Linked DNA regions of Mus musculus: region 2 is linked to region 1. The links are chromatin loops, found by intact Hi-C in ENCODE. Cell type or tissue: gastrocnemius. All regions are shown on one strand. Links, peaks and the distances in the headings refer to the core of each region. The heading gives the core; the rest is flanking DNA. Region 1 overlaps Gm46948 (a long non-coding RNA gene). Region 2 overlaps Ppp1r9a (protein phosphatase 1, regulatory subunit 9A).

Region 1 (2,809 bases), core at 248-2,747:
CCTTGGCTGGACTCCACAGCCAGCCATCATTAAATGAAATTTCCATCTGCAAGAAATTTGCATGAAAATGAGTGTATCTCATGTTTATTATAAATTTGGTATTCGACATTTTCTTCTCCCCCACAAAGACCATGTTGGCTCAGCTTGTCTGAAGGTGAACTCACTCCAGATTGCCAGCTTTACCATGCTATCCAAGGAATCCTGCAAAACAACAAGCCTTCGGGGCATGAAGAGAATACCCTTGGAGAGAGTCGAGGGTAGACAAGATGGCCAGCAGGAAATTGTACTGACTTTTGTAAGACTTATCAATTGTCAAACCACACCCATTCATTTTTGGAGTTACTGTGCACACACATGGGGTTGTTGTCACGATTAACAAGAAGTTCTTACTTCTGCATATGAAAACAGGACAATACTCCAGAATACCTTCCCATAGAAATATCCCCAGAAAGTTCCATGTATGCTAATTCCATATTTTCATGATAGCTGGACATGCTCTTCCTTAGTGCCTCAAAGGCTCTCATCACTTTGATAAGTGGAATTAAGAAAAACACCAAGGTCATTTCAGCATATCACCTATAATCCAAATAGTTTCCATTTAAGACTTATAAAATTAAGAATAACACACATTCCCCCCTCCCCCCTTCCCTTGATTATAGCATCTAATCAACAATTCTGGTTTTATTTAAAAAAAAAGTCATTGATTTCATGGAGAAGGTTAATATCCAGTAACCAATATTCAAAAACATTCCTCTATCTAACAAGCATAGCTGCATTCACTTACAGTTCTATATTCTAATTTCTTTAGGATGAAGTCATTAGAATTAAACCATCCTTGAGCTTATTATGATTACAATGGCTGCTGTAATCATAGTTAGTCATAACCATAATTGTCATCACAAATATAATGACTATTAAAATTAATTTAAATAACTCACTCTATCATTAATGTAATTGTTATTGCTAACTTTGTGCCCTCTTATAAACTGTGCAATAATGAATAATTGAGAGAGCGTTGGAACTGTAAATCATGAAGCCCAGTACTAACAGTACCAAAAGTTTACGTGTAAGTTAGTAACAATGCATTCTTCTCAATTCTAGTAGTTTTATGAACTACATTGACTTTCGTAAGTTATATCTTGCTTCAAAATTTATTTGAAATGACAGTAGAGACAGGTCTGTGCAAAACTAATAAGATAAGAAAGAATTAGGGTCCTAGGACTGCACAAAACTGCGTGGTGAAGGCCAGAGAAGAGAAAGGGATTTTCATCTCTTTCTTGGAAGTGAGTTTGACTACAGGAAGAATTTAGTGTTGGTGAAATTTTATCCCGCCTCTGTTCTTTTACATCCAGCTTCTATCACTGTCAGCAAAGCCCTTTGTGGTGGAATTCCACTGAAAGATGATGCCAATGGTGAATCAAATGACTATTTTGTTTCCACATAAGATCACTAAGGCAAAGGAAATGAACTCTGTTTACAGAGTGTTCTTGTCTCAAGCAGTTCTCTTGCTTACTGGTTCTCAGCATCTGAAAGGGCTCCATCCAGTAGTAGTAAAGGATGCTGGGGGAGAATTGTAGAGGTGGAAGTGTTTTATGCCCTCTACTGGCCAATTTCAGCATCACAACTTAGTACAGTAGTATGGTGTATGCGTTGGGTTCTATGGCCAGAGAGTCAAATATCCATATTGTCTCTTCATCTCCTATCATTCGTCCACTTGTGTCTTTAAGCACATTCGTAGTCTCTTAAGGTGCTATGGAATTCTATTCTCCTTCTTAAGACTCTTACACCTTTCTTTGTTTTTGAGGATTCCTTTAGAACTGTTTCCCGTATACCTATGACTTGACTGAAAGTACCACACTGTCCCACATAATGCTTATTATGGTTGTTAATTCTGTTGTTCCCCTCATGAGACCATCTTCTCATATTTTTCTTATCTTATTGCATTACTGCTAGTCCTTCAAGATCTTTTTCCGACACTGCTCTTCTCCCTCACTTTAAAAATGATAGGTATCAGTTATTTCAAACGTTCTTTATTTGTAACTCTATAGCACTAAATTTTTCTTTATTATCTATGGATCACTTACAATGGGCCAGACTTCACTGCAGATATTCAGATGAACATCTAAGGAAACGACTCTGATTAAAATCTGCCTTTACCCTGTATTTGGGGCTGAGCAATCACAACAATTGATTTTTCTATCTTTCTTTTCTTTTTGAGAAAAACCTCGAGGGAAGCTGCATTTTGGAATGAATTTGGTCTGTATTGTACAGCATGGTGACTATACTAATAACAGCACACTGTATACTTGAAAATCACCTTGAGGGCTCTGGTGTTCTCACCACAAAAGTGATCAATATAGAGATAATGTATATATTATTAAGCTTGTTTGAGTGACCCTACAATGTATAGGAATTTGAGAACATCATATTGCACACAGTAAATATTTACACAGTTAACATCAACTAATAAATGTATTAAATGAAATAAATTGACTTGTTGACTGTGAAATGCCATTGTAGAACACGATATTACAGGCAGACACATGAGTTATGGACGAGAATATGCATATACTTGAGAATCTTCAAATAGATATTTATGGGTCATTTCAAACTCACTACATTGACTCTGAGTCAGAATGGAAAGTGAAAAAAATCTGTGAACTGAGCTCTGGGGTCACTTGAATGCTGCAAAGAGAAGGGAAAAAATGAAAGAAACAAATAACAAGACTAAAGTGAGCCAGATAGAAGCCCCAAGGGACAGTGTCAAGTACAGAAGGCTTTTCATCAATGAACGCTGTACCCAATCTTG
Region 2 (2,809 bases), core at 254-2,753, 700 kb before region 1:
AAAATAATTTCTTCAGTTACTAAAGTCAAAATAAAAATAAAACAAGAAAAATGGAAATTACAGATTGTTTCCAAAGTGAAGTCCGTAAGGCTGCTAATACACTGGGCGCCGGGCGAAAGGCGCAGCACCAAACAGGCCCCTCCTGACTGCTGCCCAGTACAACAAGGAAGTGTGACAATAAATTAAGGCTGAGTTATAAGAAGCTGACACATGAACAAGTAAACACACCCAGGAAAGGAGATGGCCGTATTAATAAATGCATACAGGCAGGGATGGCTGAGGTAAGGGAAAACTTTTGTTTGGGCCCAACATAGCAAACTAACAAACACCACGACCTTCTTTGAAAGCAATGTGGATCTGCCTAAGAGAGAAGGTCACAGATGTGCTTCAGGCCACCATTTAAAACATAAGAAATGCTTGTGAAGGAAGTTTTTAAAAACAACCAAGGGGGTGGGGGGGTCTGGAGTTGCAAATATAGAGACATAGAGCAGGGAATGCCAGCAACCAGGAAGTGGCACCTCACCTTTCCCACATAACCCTGCTAAGTCAGGCCAGCCTGCTCCTCACCCTGAAGCTATGACCTCCTGACTGCTATCTAAGTCAGGCCCATGTGACAGGAACCTTTGGTGCTGACAGGAGGGAGGGAGCAGCAGACCCGGGAGTAAGTTAACAGTGAGACAGTGTGCTCACAGCAAGGGGAGGGCGCGGGAAGCCGGAAGTAATCACACTGTGACAGGCACACGTGCCAGCATACATGATGCCCAAGACTCTTGAGACTCGGGAGATAATGCCACTGCCATTATTCACCAATGATTAGAAGCACAGATACTGATCTGACTTCTATATTATACAGATAGGAAAACAACTGTGTCAAACTACTGAGAAAAGCAAATAATAACTTTTAGGCAACAGGTAAAATTTTGATATTTCTGATGATGGGTAGAAAAATAAAAAAGACACAAGAAAATATGAGAAAAGAAAACACATAAGCCAAGAGGACACACAAAGGTTCTAATAGTAAAGTGATAACTACAAACATAAAGGGACTATGTTCACTAACTGCAAAGACTCCCATAATAATTGATTAAAAAATAAGATTCAGGAATAGACTACTGAAAGGAAAAACATTTGAATCAAATTTATAAAATGGATAAAACATATAATAAATAAATAGAAATTCAGACTGGGCAGTGGTGGCACACACCTTTAATCCCAGCACTTGGGAGGCAGAGGCAGAGGCAGAGGCAGGTGGATTTCTGAGTTCGAGGCCAACCTGGTCTACAGAGTGAGTTCCAGGACAGCCAGGGCTACACAGAGAAACCCTGTCTCAAAATAAAAAGGAAAAAGAAAAAGAAAAAAAATTCAGACATCATGAAAGAAATGCAAGGCAAAAGAAACCCGTTTTAAGTTTTACTATTAACCAAAATAGAATTGGGGCAAAGTGTATCATGTGAGAGCAGAACATTACAAGGCTCAAATTACTGTAGCAATCCTGAGGCTAAGTGCAGCTAACAAGGGGCATAAGGTGTCTATGTATATAAAACCCTAAGTGACAGAAGGGTAGGGATGAGTAGGAGGCAGGCAGTAACACAGATGCCTTTGGAGGCTGGCAGGTCAGCACAGTCAGCCTCGAAGGGAGAGGGGCTCCCAGCCCAGCCCTGCCAGTTACTGCTGGCCTAGTGCCACCTAACAGATTCTGGGGCAGCCAGAATATACAGCTTACAGACACACTGGTGAGCATAGCAAGGCTCCATGGCTAGTTCTCAATTAGAGTCGCCAGAGCCCTAGCTAAATCCCTTGGGACACAAAACAAAACACAATTAGTGAATATAGGAAAGATATTTGTAAGGAGTAAGATAATCTGGGGGGGGGGGGTGTTGATGGGAAATCAGGAGATCAGTGTGAGAGTGGGAGAAGTAACCAGAATGCATTACACGCACATATGAAATGTCAAAGAATAAACATTATTAATATGAAATTTCAAATGAATAAAATGCTTTCTCCACTATACAGAGAAACCCTGTCTCAGAAAAAAAAAAAAAAAAAGAAAGCTTTCTCCAAAATGTACACTCTATTACTCAACAATGACAGAATTTCAGAAACAGAAACTCCTATGTTCAGAAATCATTAAGCCACAGTGATGCCATGATTGAAAAAAAATTCGGAAGATTACTTAACTCCTTCTGAGTCTAAGCCAATCTTTGAAATTGCTTTTGGTTAGTTTAGTCATGTCTTTAATTCTTATAGCTTGGCATTTATGCAGCAAGCAAAGATCTATGCACCTTCTGAGCGGTCAGCAAAAACACTTTCAGTCGATATAAATGAAGAGATCGCTAGTATGAGAAGATGCTGTTCCCCACATATCCGCTTATTAATTTGATTACAATAAAATTAATTTCAGAGGTAACTAGCAAAATGATTCAAGCACCCCATAATAAGCTGAGAGTAGGGCAAATTTTAAAATGAGAACCGCAGGCTAGAGATAGACATCAGCGGTGGAGCACGTGACCAGTGCCCAAAGCCCTAGGTTGGTTCCCAGTGCAAGAAAAAGAAAAGGAAAATTAGTGACTATGAATCCCCACATAGGGTATCTCTACCCACCTAACAAATGGGCTCGGGGCACACTGAGGAAGAAGGGGAGAAGGGGCAGAAAGAAATAAGAGCCAGAGGTGTGTTGTAAAATGCTGTCACCTGGATAGGACCGAGCCGTCACACTGGTGTCCACAGCTGCTACGGCTAGGTACCAACCTGATTCTGCAGGTTCCTGGGCCCCACAGGAGAGGCCATGAAATCATGGTGGACACACAGA

What was found. Peaks named below come from ENCODE experiments on the same cell type or tissue, not always from the same donor. Only the 100,000 strongest peaks of a DNase experiment are listed, where the experiment ranks them.
Region 2: a loop joins it to region 1, with 2.7 times the contacts of the local background. A loop is called at or near these places in 13 of 42 quality-filtered maps.

The regions. Positions count from the first base shown.
Region 1 is chr6:4,406,715-4,409,523 of GRCm38, reverse strand. All of the region lies in intron 3 of Gm46948 (a long non-coding RNA gene), which reads left to right. Among named protein-coding and RNA genes, the nearest start is that of Gm33788, 17 kb to the left of the region's middle. In gastrocnemius, for the core only: a CTCF peak has its summit at 1,596 (motif pointing left); a DNase peak (open chromatin) is centred at 1,595.
Region 2 is chr6:5,101,814-5,104,622 of GRCm38, reverse strand. The region is part of intron 7 of Ppp1r9a (protein phosphatase 1, regulatory subunit 9A); the gene reads right to left. Among named protein-coding and RNA genes, the nearest start is that of Gm52886, 49 kb to the right of the region's middle. In gastrocnemius, for the core only: no CTCF peak of the experiment used is centred there; DNase peaks (open chromatin) are centred at 653 and 1,669.